2 separate regions of the Homo sapiens genome follow, and region 2 is linked to region 1. A link is a loop called in an ENCODE intact Hi-C map of the cell type or tissue named here. Cell type or tissue: PC-9. All regions are shown on one strand.

Region 1 (8,000 bases):
AGCCTAGAGAGGCTAAGTAGCTTGCCCAAGCCACCCACTAATTGGCAGGGTCAGAATTTCAATCCAAATGCTATACAACTGAACCTTCATTCTCGATTGCCACCCCTGCAGGACACACTAGGGCAGTGTTATTCCAGATGGAGCCCACAGCTCTGGATCGGAGGCATCAGTGCCTCTGGCAGGAAATGCCCCACCCTCCTGACCAGCTGAATGGGAATCTCAGGGGTGGGTCCAGGAATCTGTGCTTTACAAGCTCCTTGGATGAGTTTGCTATATGCTGAATATACCTATACTAGAGACATCCCTGAGGGAAGCTTATTTCCCAGGCCAGGCCAACAATAATAAGACCATATTACTATAGTAATATTATAATACATATTACAGTTTTGAGTCAGAAGTTTTGAGATCCTGTCCAGGTCAGTTCTTGAATGCCTGGGTCCCCTGAGGGACAGGGAGGTACTCAGAGCTCTCATATACCTCTGGGCAGAAGAGCTAATGGCATCTGGATAGCTTCTTCTGTTTTTGTTTTTGTTTTTGTTTTTGAGACAGTCTCGCTCTGTCGCCCACGCTGGAGTGCAGTGGCACCATCTCGGCTCACTGCAATCTCTGCCTCCTGGATTCAAGCAATTCTCGTGCCTCAGCCTTCTGAGTAGCTGGGATTACAGGTGCCCACCAGCAAACACAGCTACTTTTTGTATTTTTAGTAGAGACGGGGGTTTCCACCATGTTGGCCAGGCTGATCTTGAACTCCTGACCTCAGGTGATCTGCCTGCCTCAGCCCCACTGGATAACTTCTTGCTGTGGGGCACCAGTAAATTGCATGGATCCTAAGGGTTACCCTAGAAGCCCTCTGAGACCTCCTGACTGGGTTTCTTGAGGGTGCGTGTGTGGTGTCTAGGATCCAAGGCTGTCCATGTCACCCATGGGTCCTGGATGCCACACAGGACAGGTCTTCTTACAATAGTAGTAAGACCATAAGTGTAACTTGAAGTATAGACTTCACTGCTTAGCATAAACCCTGGGAGGCAGCTTGGTATATCAGAAAGAGATCACGTGTGGGCTCAAAACCAGCTCCAGCAGAAGGTACAAGCTTGGAAACTTTGGGCAAAGAACTTAACTTCTCTGAGCCTCACCTTCCTCATGTGGAGAATGGAAGTATACTATCTTACTCCCAGAGTTCACGTGGGCATCAAGTGAGATAACTAGGTAAAGTGCTGTGCTCCATATCTAGCACCCAGGAAAGACTCTGTAAATAGCAGCCTCGGTACTTCCTCAGAGCTTCCCTGTTTTCTAAAATTCATGTCCTTTCCTAGCATCCTTTACAACAGCATGAATCTTGAATTCCTTTGGCTGCCAAGCCAAGGGAATAGCTTTCAAAAAGAAAGAGGCAGCTACCCTCCTGGATAACTGGAGTAGTATGCTATCTAAACAATGCCTAAAGGCATTTCTGTAGATAGTCACTTGGAGCACATGCTCAAATGTCATCAAACTGTGGGTAGGGGTGCTCACTCAGGGACCAAGGAAATTCACATTTAAGCAATGGTTTTGTTCTCATCTCTGTGACTCAACTATACCTGGTAAAACTGTGACTAGTGGCATGTCATTAAAAGTGTATCCCCACTGCAAACCCCAGAGGTGGAGAAATGACAGTGGTGGTGAAAAACTGGCTGCAAGCACAGACCAAATTCTGCAGTGACATTTCAGTCCTTTGAGTCAAACCAATCCTCCATTTCTGGGCATATGGATACCTTGGAGGAAGCAGTTCTTCACATTTGCTGTGACTGGAGCGTCCTAATTGGCACCAGCAGGCTTCAGGTATAGGCAAAGAAAAGGAACCCCTACCCTCCAAAAAAAGCTGGGGTGGAGGCGGGGGGGATGGGAAGAGAAAAAAGAGATGGTGTTGGAGAAGAAGGAGCTTCAGGGGGCATTTATGTCATTATTACTTAAGTCATCTGAGGCCACATCTGTCCTAAGCCATTATTAGTCTGTTTTTCAATCTGGAGGAGAAGGTACAAGTAGAATTTAAGGGATATTTTTCCAAAGATGAAGAAAAAAGTCATACTACATACTTCATTATATAAATTCATTATATACTTATTATATATTTCATTATATAAATGAAAATCCCACTAGGAGATGTCAGTAGTTACTCTTCATATCTGTAATATGAAATTTCAATAAAAGGGTGCAGGTGGCAAAATAGAAACCTGAGCAGACCTCATCTTCTCATTCTTCCCGCAGCGTTTGGAGACCTCTGCAAAGACAGACTATTTTATATGGGGGCCCAGTTGTTTTCTGATCTTTTTAGATGCTGGCCCAGAAAAACAAAACCAAACCAAACAAAAGTGAGTTCTCTTGTACCTTAACTCTGGCCCTGTGGTTCTCTGTTTTTTAAAATTACAAAAAGGTCCAGGTGTGGTGGCTCAGGCTCATAATCCCAGCACTTTGGGAGACCTAGGTGGGCAGATGGCTTGAGTCCAGGAGTTCCAGACCAGCCTGGGCAACATGGCGAAAACCTATCTCTGCACACACACACACACACACACACACACACACACACACACACACACACACACACACAGTACAAAAATTAGCCAGGTATGGTGGCATGCACCTGTAGTCCCAGCTACTTGAGGGGGTGAGGCAGGAGGATCAGTTGAGCCCAGGAAGTCAAGGTTGCAGTGAGCCATGATAGCACCACTGCACTCTAGCTTGGATAACAAATCAAGAATCTGTCTCAAAAAAAGTAAATGAAAAAAAAAGAAAATTTAAAAAATCTAATTATTAAAATGATAAGTGTATGATAAAGATTTTAGAAAATTCAGATATGAATGAGGAAGAAACTAAAAATGACCCACAGTCACCATACCATTTCAGTCAAAAATACACAGATATGTACATAATTTTTTAAAAAGTGATCATACTAAGCATTGTTTTAAATGCTGTTTCCCCCCACTTTTCACATTATAAACATTTTTTCATGTTATAAATTTATTTATTTTTTTGAGATGGGGTCTCGCTCTGTCGCCCAGGCTGGAGTGCAGTGGCACAATATCAGTTCACTGCAACCTCCACCTCCTGGGTTCAACTGATTCTCCTGCCTCAGCCTCCTGAGTACGTGGGATTATAGGTGGACGCCACCACGCCTGGCTAATTTTTGTATTTTTAGTAGAGACGGGGTTTTGCCATGTTAGTCAGGCTGGTCTTGAACTCCCGACCTCGTGATCTGCCCACCTCGGCCTCTCAAAGTGCTGGGATTACAGACATGAGCCACTATGCCTGGCCTAAAATATTTTTTAAAAGATTATTTTAGAGGCTACTCTGTAGCCTATATTGTTTGTTATTCATATTGGTTGCAATTTTTTGCTATTATGGATAATTCTGGAGTGGATATCCCTTAAAGGCATGCTTGTACGCAATTTGATTTATTTACTTTATATAAATTCTGAGAAGCATAAATTTTGGTTCCAGGTCCTTGATACATCTAGTCAAATGCCCAACATGAAGGGAGCCCCAATTTACATAACCAGCAGCTTGACGGAAAGTCTGCTTTGCTTTTTCCTCATGACCACTGGGTATTACAGTAATTTCTAAACACTTGTCATTTTCATAAGTGAAAAATACTATCTGATTGTTGTAACTTTTGTTCTTAACTGCCAGTGAGGTTGAACATTTTTCAGGTGAAAATGTTTCACTCAAAATTCAATGTTTTCACTTGAGTTTCCTCCATTTTGCCTGCTCCTACCCATTCTCTAATTAGTATATTTTTTCTCATTAATCTATAAGAATTTTTGTAATGGTAAGAATATTAATATTTTTAAATTAGAAGTTGAAAACTATAACTGTTTCTTAAGACAACTATGAAATAGTTAATATCATCAAAAGCATTAAAACGTTCTTTTGGTAAAGCAGAGGAAATGGAAGGGGCAGTGAAGAGTAAATTAGATAAAATAATTCTGTGTCAAAACCTCTCCCCTTTTAAAACAACAGCAACAATAAGAAAACACCACCCATACAAATCATGATAGAGCGGCACCTTGGATCGAGTCCTGTAGCTATGCTAGATAGCCCCACACCTTCCCAGTTAATCAGCTATAGGATACCTGAGTGGGGAAGAAAGTGCACGTGGGCACTGTCCAACCCCAGTGGCCACAGGGAAGGCAGGGTATTTTGCAGAATTGGAGCCAGCAAGTAAGCAGTCCGAATTCCGAGTTCCTGGGTGCCAACTGGAGTGAGCTGAGTGATCACTAAAAAACAATATAAATGGGATCCACTTCCACCTTCAGGATGGGCAGGATTAAGGCGTATTTAAGGAAGCCACAACACAGCAGTTTGCTCTACTCACTGTTCCAAAGAGGCAGGGTCATATCTACCTTTTGGTGTGTGTGCCTGGAGGCTCCGGGGAGAGGTGGACACAGATAACCCTGAAACCTCCCAGGCAGGGAATCACCTCTTCACACACAGTTTGCATCTCTGCAGTTGACGGCAGGAGCAAAAAATGTGGCCAGCCAGGTTGGAAGGGTGACAACTGATGGAGGCATGGAACCACCTTCGGCTTGGGGCCAACCCAGGTTACTAATCACAGGTCAGGTATTCAGGTCAGATGTCCACCATTCACACGGGCTCTTTGTCTGCCAAGGCCTGGGTCCAGGCTATGAGTGTTCAAAAATAGAACAGGAAGTTCAGAAAAAAGCAGAAGCCAAGAGAAGGTTACAGCATGGGAGGGCAGGCTTGGGAGAGAGGATTTATCTTGTGGGGAGGACCTCCCAGTTTAGGAGAGAAGCACCTGCTCTAGGCACAGGAAGACATCACAAACAGGTGATGAACAGCAGCCGGGAAGCAAGGGGCCTGTTGTGTTTCCATGTTACATCCTGATTCCAGGATGAGCAAGACTAGGAAACAGACCAGTTTACAGTGGCCACCAGCCTCACAGACTGTACCTATTAAAATGGAATGATTCTTCTGTCCTTTTGTGAGCAGGAGCCGAAGAACAGGTAAATGAAGGGAAGCAAAGGAAAGAGAAAGAGGCCTGGATGGGTGAGGGGAGCATTTGTGATCTTGGCCCACTCAGCGCCCATCCCCCTTCTTCTCTTCTTCCAGTAACAGCACCTTGATTTTCCTCCTGGGAGCACCCTCCTCCACATTCAGTCTGGGAGGCTCCCACAGAGTAGCCCCCGCCCTACAGGGTCTAGTTCAAGGACCCTCATGAAGTCCTCTCAAGGGGATGTGGGTAGTTGATAAAATCATTATCCCAGATATTTGTGTAAGGCCTTATAGTGTAAGGGTTTCCTTATAGAAATTTCCTATTTGGGGCTTTGGGTCTTTCTGGCTTCCTAAATTCATGTATAACCTTGTCTCTTGGTTCACTGGGTTGAGATTCCCTAGCCCCCTGCTGTGCTAACTGTACCCCAGGGACATATCCCACAGCTTCCTCCTAACTGCAGCAGGAGCCAGCGCAGAGAATGAGGTCAGGGCTCTTGGCCTTCTCAGAGAAGCGGACTAAGCCTAGGAATGATTAGATTTTGCTTTGGGGAAATCTGATACCTATTCAAATAGGGGGTGTACCTGGAGCCCACAGTGGAAATGGGAAGGGTTAGGATTTGGCAGCTCCATCAACAGAAGACAGATAAAAACTCACCACTTACAGAAAAAGCAGGGGCAAAAGCAGTGAGCGTTCCTTTTGGAGTAGATTTCTGCTTTTCAGCAAGCGCAGGGAACAGAAAGATCCAGCTGTGAAGGGGCCAGCGAATCATGCATTTAAAAGTTGCAATGCCAGGGCCTAGGAAAGGAGGCCTCTCTTCAGCCGTGACCCCACTTTGGATTCTTCCAAAACCCAGGTGATCATATAATCCTTTAAACGTCTCTGGCCCCTTTAACTACCAAAGCCCAGTGACATCTTAATAAGAAGCCTGGTGGCATAGTCTTGGATCTGGAGCCAGGAGTGTGCTTCTTGCTTCTTTAAATAGTCCGAATACCATGTAGGAAGCCTGAAATCTTGATCTTGGTATAGCCCTTGGGTCAGTTACCTCTCTGGACAGCTTTCCCTAGTGCAGGTGGTTAATTCTTTCATATCTGCAGAGTGCAGACTTGAACAGACAGAATTAACACTGCCTCTTGCCTACAGTGCTTACGCCTGTAATCCCAGCACTTTGGGAGGCTGAGGTGGGTGAATTGCCTGAGGTCAGAAGTTCGAGACCAGTCTGGCCAACATGGTGAAACCCCATCTCTACTAAAAAAAAATACAAAACCTGCCTCTTGCCTAGGTTAGTGCTAGGTACCGTTCATTCATTCATTCAGAGACAGGGTCTTGCTCTGTTGCTCAGACAGCAGTGCAGTGTTGTGATCACAGCTCACGGCAACCTCTGCCTCCCAAACTCAAGTGATCCTCCCACCTCAGCCTCCCGAGTAGTTGGGACTACAGGCATGTGCCACCATGCCTGGCTAATTTTTAAAAAAATTATTGTAGAGATGAGATCTCATTACATTGCCCAGGCTGGCTTTACTATTTTTGGTAGAGACGGGGTCTCAATATGTTGCCCAGGCTGGTCTTGAACTCCTAGGCTCAGCGATCCTCCAGCCTCAGCCTCCCAAAATGCTGGGATTACAGGCATGAGCCACTGTGCCTGGCTCCTTCTCTACCGCAGAGGAGTTGGTGGTGTCTTCTGGGTATCCACTGGAAAATTCCAGGGCACTCTACCTGTCCAGCAGAGCTGAGCACACCTTGGGATGTGCTCCCAAGGGAAGCTCTGCCTCCCTCCACTCAGGCCAAGCTACTTGCTGGACTTCCTGCCTATGGCCTCTCCATTCTCTTCAGACCTCGGGCTGTAGGAAGTTTCCCTCAGCACCACACATGGCTTCGCTGCCCTGCCTCTAACCCCACACAAATTCTAGCCAGGAGACCCTGCACCCACCCCAACAGGCTGAGCAGCAACAACCACGACCACCCAACACCAAATGTTGCTGCCGGGTGTGAAGTGGCCGGTCCAGAACACGGGGTCCCTGACTGGACTCACAGGGCCAGGGCTGGGAATCTTCCCCGCACCTCTCTCAGCTGGCACAGGAGAGAGGGCACACAAGAGAGAGCTTCAGGGTGACAGGGCACAGAAGTCACCCAAATCTCTGACTCTGTTCATGGCCATCATGGTTTCCAGCTTCCCTTGAGGGAGGCAGAAAAAGGGGAGAAACTGAAGGCCTGACTCAAAAAATAAAGGGTTGGGTGGGGGACAACGGGGTGCGAAGCGGAGCTGCTGGAAGGATTCCTGGACCATTCAGCACAGCGGCCTTGGAGCAGCTCATCACTAATCACGGTGTTCTGAGGCTCCGAATGCTCTGCGCAGGCCAGCTGGGGCACCGCTCTGCTGTGCCTGCATCCCGCCCTTACAGATGCTCACAGCCACGCCTGAGGCTTTGCCACATGGGAAGTAGTCTCCTCCCAGGGCTCTGGTCGGGGACAAGGGGACAGTACGAGGCTTGCACTAACTTGGGTGTCATTCCTTTGTGACCTCGTTTTGTAAAAATCGTGAACACCCTAGACCTGAGAGGAGGACCAGCCCAGATGAAAGCTTGGAAGAATTCCCAGGGGCTGGTGGCAGTCTCAGCCTGGCTGCTCTGCCCAGGGACATGGCCCACAGGGCTCTGCTTTCCCTGCTGCCAGCTCCTCAGCTGGAGACAGCATGGCCAGTGGAGGCCTCCTGTGGCTGCTTCTCTCAGACCAAACTCCTTTGAGAAATTTTGACATGAATGAGAATAGGGTAGCCTAATTGAAATACAATGGGGTCTTCCTCCTAAATTCCCACCTCTAAGCTAGTTTTCTCTTGGGAGGGACTAGTGCTCTCTTTTTAAGAGGGGTGTGTGTGAGTGAGTGAGTGAGTGTGTGTATGCGCACACATAGGTTAACAGTTTGGTTCTAATTTAGTTGCCTGTCCCAACTGCATTGTTTACTGGTAGTGGTAACTTTACTTCATCATATAACCTGCTCTTCACAGTGGCTTCAAAATGCA
Region 2 (8,000 bases), 52 kb before region 1:
TGGACCTGGGCTAGTTTCTTTAGATTCTTTCTTTTCTTTCTTTCTTTCTTTCCTTCCTTCCTTCCTTCCTTCCTTCCTTCCTTCCTTCCTTCCTTCCTTCCTTCTTTCTTTTCTTTTCTTTTCTTTTCTTTTTTTTTTTTTTAAGCCAGAGTCTTGCCCTGTTGCCCAGCCTGGAGTGCAATGGAGCGATCTTGGCTCACTGCAACCTCCAACTCCCAGGTTCAAGAAATTCTCCTGCCTCAGCCTCCTGAGTAGCTGGGATTACAGGTGTGTGCCACCACGCCTGGCTAATTTTTTGTATCTTTAGTAGAGATGAGGTTTCACCATGTTGGCCAGGCTGGTCTTGAACTCCTGACCTTGTGATCTGCCCATCTCGGCCTCCCAAAGTGCTGGGATTACAGATGTGAGCCACTGCGCCCAGTCAGATTCTTTCTGCCCCTTTTTGCCCCTAGCTGAAGGGGACTTGACTGTGGCAGGTCTTAAGAAGTGTGTGTTGAGTTGGACTGGATTGAGTGTGGACAATGATTTGAACCAATGGTCTCCCTGAAGGTTTGCCTTTTGGGCGAGTGCTTTTTGGTGCCATGGGGCTACATGAGACCTCTCATTTGCTCTTTTACAAGGAGAGTTCATTGATGATCTTCCCCGAGCTCCCTGGGTCTCCTCCTGGCTTATGTGCTCCTTCCCTGGCTTTCCTTATTTTGTTTCTCTGTAGCTCATTTCTAGACTCTGAATAAATTATTTGATCATTTTTATCTTCACTCTGAGTCTGAAGAGCCATTTCTCTAATTTTTTTTAGAGAGATTTGACTTGTCAATCTTTATCCCAGGATGGAAGTGCTGTCCTTTGGCACACATGATAACATAGTAATAATAACCATGACGTTATGCTAAATTATTTATTGAACATATACTATGATCCAGATACTGTGCCTGCTGCTTTATAAAAACTAGCTCACTTAATCCTCACAACAATCCCATGGAATAGAGCTATTATTGGCCCCACTTTACAGATGAGGAAATGGAAGCACAATAAGATCAAATAACTTGCCCAAGGTCACCCAGCTGAAATTTGTGCCCAGGCCAGTGACTCCAGAGCTTGTGGTTACATCGGGACACCATGCAGCCCCAGTAAATAAACTCTCAGGCACATTCTCAGGTCACAGATAAGACGGATTGCAGGTTAGTGACTGGGAGACTCACATCGCCGGTGGGTGGGCAAACACCACTCTCCGGCTGAGTCTTCCCTAACCAGCTACAGCCTCCTGCAGGATGGACCCGCAATCCCAACAACCCAAGGAGAACAAAGCTTGCCCACGAGGCCCAGCTGTGTGGCAGGTAACTCCTCCACAGCCATGCCTACACCTTTCCACTCCATCACAAGAGGCTCTGTAATTGATCTGACATAATTAGCTCTTTACTAAGTTATCATAATTTCCAGTGTGCAGTGACAAACCCATTGATGGATGATTTTACTCTACAGCTTGCCTAGGTACGAACTTAAGTGCAATTAACTGTCATCAATTAATGGAACACTTTTTTTCTTTAAATACATAAATTAGATGGACTCCACACTTATCCCTTCTCTGTCTTCTCAAGGCTTGAAAGATAAGCATAGAGGTGCTGTCAGAAGCCAGTTCCTTAAGTACTCCAAGGTGGGTGCCAACAGCATTTGAAGATACTCATCTTCCTTGTTTTAAGTTTGGTTTCCTAGCTGTCTTTTCCACAGGCAACCTTTTCTGACTTTTTAGTAAGGGCTGAGATAACAAAATGAATTAAAAGCCTCAGATTTTTTTTTTCTTTTTTTTGAGACAGGAGTCTCACTTCGTCATCCAGGCTGGAGCGCAGTGGCACAATCTCGGCTCGCTGCAACCTCTGCCTCCCGGGTTGAAGCAACTCTCCTGCTTGCCTCAGCCTCCCCAGTAGCTGGGATTACAGGTGTGTAACACTATGCCCAGCTAATTTTTATATTTTTAGTAGAGATGGGGTTTCGCCACGTTGGTCAGGCCGGTCTTGAACTCCTGACCTCAAGTGATCTGCCCACCTCAGCCTCCCAAAGTGCTGGGATTACAGGCATGAGCCACCACGCCTGGCCAAAAGCCTCTGAATTTTCACAGCCCACTCCCCCAAAGGGGTGACCTTCTACTTGGCTTTCTTCTCTTTCTCCCATGGTCAGCTCCCAATTAGTTGCCTCTGCTGGTGGCTATTCCACTATTCCACAGGACCTGGGACCCAGTGTTGCGGGTAGGGCCGTGGTCTTGCTCCACACCAGGCACACTGTCAGTGCTTTTGATTTTACACCAGAGCTTCTCTTCACTGGGGTGGAAAATTGAGAGGTGGCAGCAGAACTGAGAAATATTTCCCTGTTACCCTTTTCTTAGACACAACTTGGCTCAACTCTCAAGAGAATTAAAAAAATCCCCCGTCAGGCATACGGTATATACATGTATATATCTACTCTGTCTCAAATATATATATATATGTATGTGTGTATATGTATAATATATGTATACATATATGTATAATATATGTATAATATATATATACATATGTATAATATATATATGTATAATATACATATATATATTATGTATGTGTGTGTATATATATATATTTGAGACAGAGTTTCACTGTCACCCAGGCTGGAGTGCAGTGGCGTGATCTCGGCTCACCACAACTCCGCCTCCCGGGTTCAAGCAATTCTGCTTCAGCCTCCTGAGTAGCTGGGATTACAGGTGTGTGCCACCACACCTGACTAATTTTTGTATTTTTAGTAGAGACAGGGTTTCACTGTGTTGCCCAGGCTGGTTTCAAACTCCTGACCTCAGGTGATCTACCCACCTCAGCCTCCCAAAGTGCTGGGATTACAGGTGTGAGCGTGGCCCATATGGTACTCTTAAGGTCCCACATGCCCTCTAATATTTAGGTTTATCTTTCCATCATTTTGGGTTTCTGTCCTTTCATTCCTCAGTCCCCCAAATTCCTGCATGTGACACCTAGGAACAAAGCCAGAGAGTAAATACTATTTCCCCATGGTGACAGGAACAGCAGGGGGGACAGACAGCAGCTGGCTGCCAGCCAGCTGACTCACCATGGTTTATCCCTTGATCCTTTCGCAGGAAAGACTGTGTGCTGTTTGCTGCTGGAGGTAAGTAGATTGTCTTTGGGCGTTTTGAATGGCTTTGAGGTGCTGCTGGCAGAGTGATGGCCGCTGAGACAGGCTTTTGTTTTCACCTGTACTAGTGATGTCCTGGGATTGGAGGCTGGAGACACTGGAGAGGGAGAAGGTCTACACATTGAACCGTGTCTTCTCTCTACAGGGGCAGAAAGTAGAGAACTCAGCACAGCATCTGTAGCAGGTGAGGCTCCCACACACTCACATACACTCAAACACACAACAGGCGGAGAGAAGCGCTTTCCCTACAGCACTGGCATTCCTGAAGCCTAGGTTCTGATGAGACGATTTGTCTTGACATATGCTCCTATTCCACCAGCTAGCAATAATTATGTTCTGGGTTTCTGTATCAAATGGCATGCTCAACTAACATCAGGGTTCTCATGGGAGGCATTTACCAGGCCATCTTTCTGCAAAACCACTTCCACAGGAGTAGCAGAGGGACACCAGGTGTCATCTGAACAGTGGGACAACCACACATAGCCAAAGCAATTCCTAGACAGCTACACAGAGGCCACAGGTCCATCAGGGCAGTGGACAGGGCAGGACTCTTAACAAACAGGAAACTCTTGAACCTGACAATCTGCAGGAGCACTAAAGTAAGACGGACCAGCAGGCTTGAATCGAAAGGACTTTGCAAGCGAGGAAGTGGCCCAGCAGCTGTCCTGGGACTGAGAGGACAGTGTCAGCACACCCCTGCTATGGCCTCCTCAGGGTCCACAGAGATTGAGGGCCACATGCAGGAGGATGTCAACGCTTGAGGCAGAATCTGCAATGTGGGGCATGGACTTGGGCCGGCGAGCACAACTTCCTGAGGTTCTACAGAGAATACCAGAGCTCTGGGCAGAGATGCCTCACTTGTTCACATTCTGTTAGCCACTGTGCTTTCGACTGAATGGGCAGGATGAGGATACTGACCAGGAGAGCAGATGCATGAAGTAAAGTTCTAGTGTGCACCCGCTATGGGGTTCTTAAATTGTTTTAGAATAACAGATCTGATAAAAATTTAAGAACCCAGCAAAACACACTTTTACACCTGCCCAAAAACTTTGTACATGATTACAGGAAGGAATCCCAAACCCTAAAAAAGACAAAGCTTCCTGAAACCCTAAGTCCTCTCTGGCTCTCTTATGTCTCACACATAATTAGTGCTTAATTAACATGTGTTGAATAAATAAATGAAATTATAACAGTTCTCCTGAACTAGAGATCTGAAAATCTGGCTGAATTTGATAATGCAAAATGTGACAGGCAAAGATGACAGATCATTCTCTCTCCAGCCCAAAGCTGAGCCTAGGCTTCTCTCATTAGGGCACCTTTCCTGGTTGCTTTTGCAGGCACCCTGACCTGGGAGATGCAAGCCTCCCACCTGTGGCCAGCTGCGACAGGAGTCTGGGGTTTTTCTCTGTACTCCCTTGTACCAATGGGTTGCCAGGCTGTCTCAAAGCAGACTGAATTTAGTCTTCTGATGCAATGGGAATTAGGAGGAAGCAGATTTTTGAGGATCATCCAATTGCTGGGTTTCTTTGCTTGACCAGTGCTCATATGCTGCCTACAAAGAATAAGTTTACAGGGTGCTTTTTCCTCATTGAATCAGAGTAGACCTTTGCATACAGCTTAGTTCTCAGAAGCCATCCTGTTGAAGCTTTTGAAAACAAAGAGCTAGTTCTGGGGCCTCTGTTTTGAGGGCTGGGAGCCAGGAGACCTGGGCTCCCACTCCAACCGCATATACACAGTATTAGGCTCGTGGCCTTCAGTTTACCACTTAAACTTCCTTGGTTCCTGTGTCTTTATCTGTGAATGAAGTGGGTCCCTAGATGGCTTCGAAGCCTCCTTCCACTCAATCACCATAAATACAAGGGATACTTACACCTGTTCCTTCCCTTCTCATCTCTCATGATTCCTGGATGTCAGAGCAGTAATAACAGCCAAAATATTGAACAATTTTACTCAGGCAAGATCTTCCTTGGGGGAATTCGTCCTTTGTAAAATTGTACTGGCTTTTACAACCCCTGTGACACAGGCAGGAAGCAGCCAGGGGTCTCCACCCTCCTCATGGCTGACTGGCCAAAGGAGACCCAGAGAGGTGAGGTGATTGCCAGGGTCAGGGCTACTCAAGGATCAGGGTGCCTCTGTGCTGAGTACATGGGCCTACCTGCCTCTCAGGAAGGCAGGAAACTAGGTGAATAAAATTCGAAGCCAGGAAATTAGAAAATGCAGAACTTAGAATCACTAAAGGTTAGAACTGTATCTTAAAAGTCAACTAGTGGCCGGGCGCGGTGGCTCACGCCTGTAATCCCAGCACTTTGGGAGGCCGAGGCGGGCGGATCACGAGGTCAGGAGATCGAGACCATCCCGGCTAAAATGGTGAAACCCCGTCTCTACTAAAAATACAAAAAATTAGCCGGGCGTAGTGGCGGGCGCCTGTAGTCCCAGCTACTTGGGAGGCTGAGGCGGGAGAATGGCGTGAACCCGGGAGGCGGAGCTTGCGGTGAGCCGAGATCCCGCCACTGCACTCCAGCCTGGGCGACAGAGCGAGACTCCGTCTCAAAAAAAAAAAAAAAAAAAAAAAAGTCAACTAGTATGATCTTTCTGATAGATGAGGTTATCAGTTGCCAGCCTTCAGGTTAAAGCTAGTTAGCGACAATCCTGAGACTAGAACCAAGTCTCCTAACTTCAAGTCTATCGACTTTCTGCCTCTCAGAAATGTCTTGTTTAGCAATTTCTTTTTCGGCAGAGGCTTCCAATATGAAAACAAGATTTCAATTTTTACCATTACTGCTTTAGATTTTTCTGCAGTCTTCATTCACTCCTTTGCTATTACTTACTCAAAGCTGGTGGTGGGTGGGTGTGGGATGTACAGAAATATTTCTTGGTTTAGGTGGGGAGATAAACCTGAATAATGAAGATACGTTTATTTTGCTAAACTAAGGGTTAAAAATTATGCAAGTAAACAAAGATAAATCACAAGGAAGTGTGCCATGAAGGACAAAATAAATGTGCCAGGCCAGTGATTCTACAATCACCTTCTAAAAGAATTCTCGTTAGTGGTTCTGGCTGACACATTCTGCTGCTAAATTTACAGAAAAAACCTTTTTTTTGAGACAGAAAAAAAACTCTGTCACCCAGGCTAGATTGCTGTGGCACGATCATGGCTTACTGCAACCTCTGCCTTCCAGGTTCAAGCGATCCTCCCAACTCAGCCTTCTGAGTAGCTGGGACTACAGGCATGTGCCACCATACCCGGCTAATTAATATGATCTTTTGAGACAGAGTCTTGCTCTGTGGTCCAGGCTGGAGTGCAGTGGCAGGATCTCATCTCACTGCAACCTCCCTCAAGAGTTTCTCTTGAGCCTGGGAGAATCAAGGCTGAAGATTCTCAAGATCTCAGTCTCCCAAGTAGCTGGGATTATAGGCATGCACCATCACGCCTGGATAATTTTTATATTTTTAGTAGAGATAGGGTTTCATCATGTTGGCCAGGCTAGTGTTGAACTCCTGGCCTCAAGTGATTTGCCCGTCTCAGCCTCCCAAAGTGCTGGGATTGTAGGCATGAGCCACTGCGCCTGGCCCCGGTTACTTACTAATTAAAACTTTTTTTTGGTAAGGCCAGGCATGGTGGCTCATGCCTATAATCCTGGCACTTTGGCTGGCCAAGGTGGGTGGATCGCTTGAGCCTGGGAGGTAGAGGCTACAGCAAGTTGTGATTGTACCAGAGCACTCCAGCCTGGGCAACAGAGCAAGACTCTCTCTGAAAACATATATATATATTTTTTTTTTGCAGAGACAAAGTCTCTCTATGTTCCCAGGCTGGTCTTGAACTCCTGGGCTCAAGAGATCCTCTTGCCTTGGCCTCGCAAAATGTTGGGATTACAGGTGAGCTACCACATCTGGCCCACAAAACAACTGTATCAGTGGATAAGCTTTTTTCTTGGTTTCATATTTTATTTTTTGAGACAGTCTCGCTCTGTTGTCCAGGCTAGAGTCCAGCGGCGTGATCTTGGCTCACTGCAACCTCTGTCTCCAGGTTCAAGCAATTCTCCTGCCTCAGCCTCCTGAGTAGCTGCGATTACAGGTACGCACCACCATGCCTGACTTATTTTTGTATTTTTAGTAGAGACAGGGTTTCGCCTTGTTAGCCAGGCTGGTTTCAAACTCCCGACCTCAAGTGATCCGCCTGCTGGGATTACAGGTGTGAGCCACCATGCCTGGTTTCATATTTTAGATTCAGAAACTTGCCTTAAATTGTCAATTGAAAGAACAAGTTGCAGTGAGGGAATATTAATTAAAACCTGAAGACAGCCCTTTGCCCTTAATATAAGTTTTTTTTGGTTGTTTGATGTGTGATTTTGTATTGTAATAAATAGGCGAAAGCAGTATGTCCTACTTGTGAAACTGAATTAAATCAGAAGGGCTCTCACAACCCTTGAGCTATGGGAACAAGCTTGTCCCCTACCAGTGCAGGTGAGAAAGGTCATATAAGAATTTAAAGGCCCAGCACGGTGGCTCACGACTGCAATCCCAGCACTTTGGGAGGCCAAGGCGGGTGGATCTTAGGCTGGGAGTTTGAGACCAGCCAGACCAACATGGGGAAACCCTGTCTCTACTAAAAATACAAAATTAGCTGGGCGTGGTGGCGCATGCCTGTAATCCCAGCTACTCGGGAGGCTGAGGCAGGAGAACCGCTTAAACCCAGGAAGTGGAGGTTGTAGTGAGCCGAGATCGAACCATTGCACTCCAGCCTGGGCAACAAGAGCTAAACTCCATCTCAAAAAAAAAAAAAAAAAAAAATTAAAGTGGAGGGACCAATAGAGTCAGTGGTCAGGGAT

What was found. Hi-C counts contacts between places; a loop is a spot of excess contacts. Peaks named below come from ENCODE experiments on the same cell type or tissue, not always from the same donor. Only the 100,000 strongest peaks of a DNase experiment are listed, where the experiment ranks them.
Region 2: it touches region 1 in a loop (5-fold over the local background); 6 of 110 quality-filtered maps call a loop at or near these places.

Annotation. Positions count from the first base shown.
Region 1 is chr7:105,714,141-105,722,140 of GRCh38, forward strand. The region is part of intron 3 of ATXN7L1 (ataxin 7 like 1); the gene reads right to left. Among named protein-coding and RNA genes, the nearest start is that of EFCAB10, 140 kb to the left of the region's middle. In PC-9, no CTCF peak of the experiment used is centred here; a DNase peak (open chromatin) is centred at 4,551; H3K4me3 peaks cover 413 bases; H3K27ac peaks cover 2,762 bases.
Region 2 is chr7:105,661,979-105,669,978 of GRCh38, forward strand. ATXN7L1 (ataxin 7 like 1) reads right to left here. Exons shown (of 12, transcript NM_020725.2): 4 at 3,088-3,310. Among named protein-coding and RNA genes, the nearest start is that of EFCAB10, 84 kb to the left of the region's middle. RefSeq lists an enhancer at 2,924-3,218 and a silencer at 2,968-3,161. In PC-9, no CTCF peak of the experiment used is centred here; a DNase peak (open chromatin) is centred at 3,073.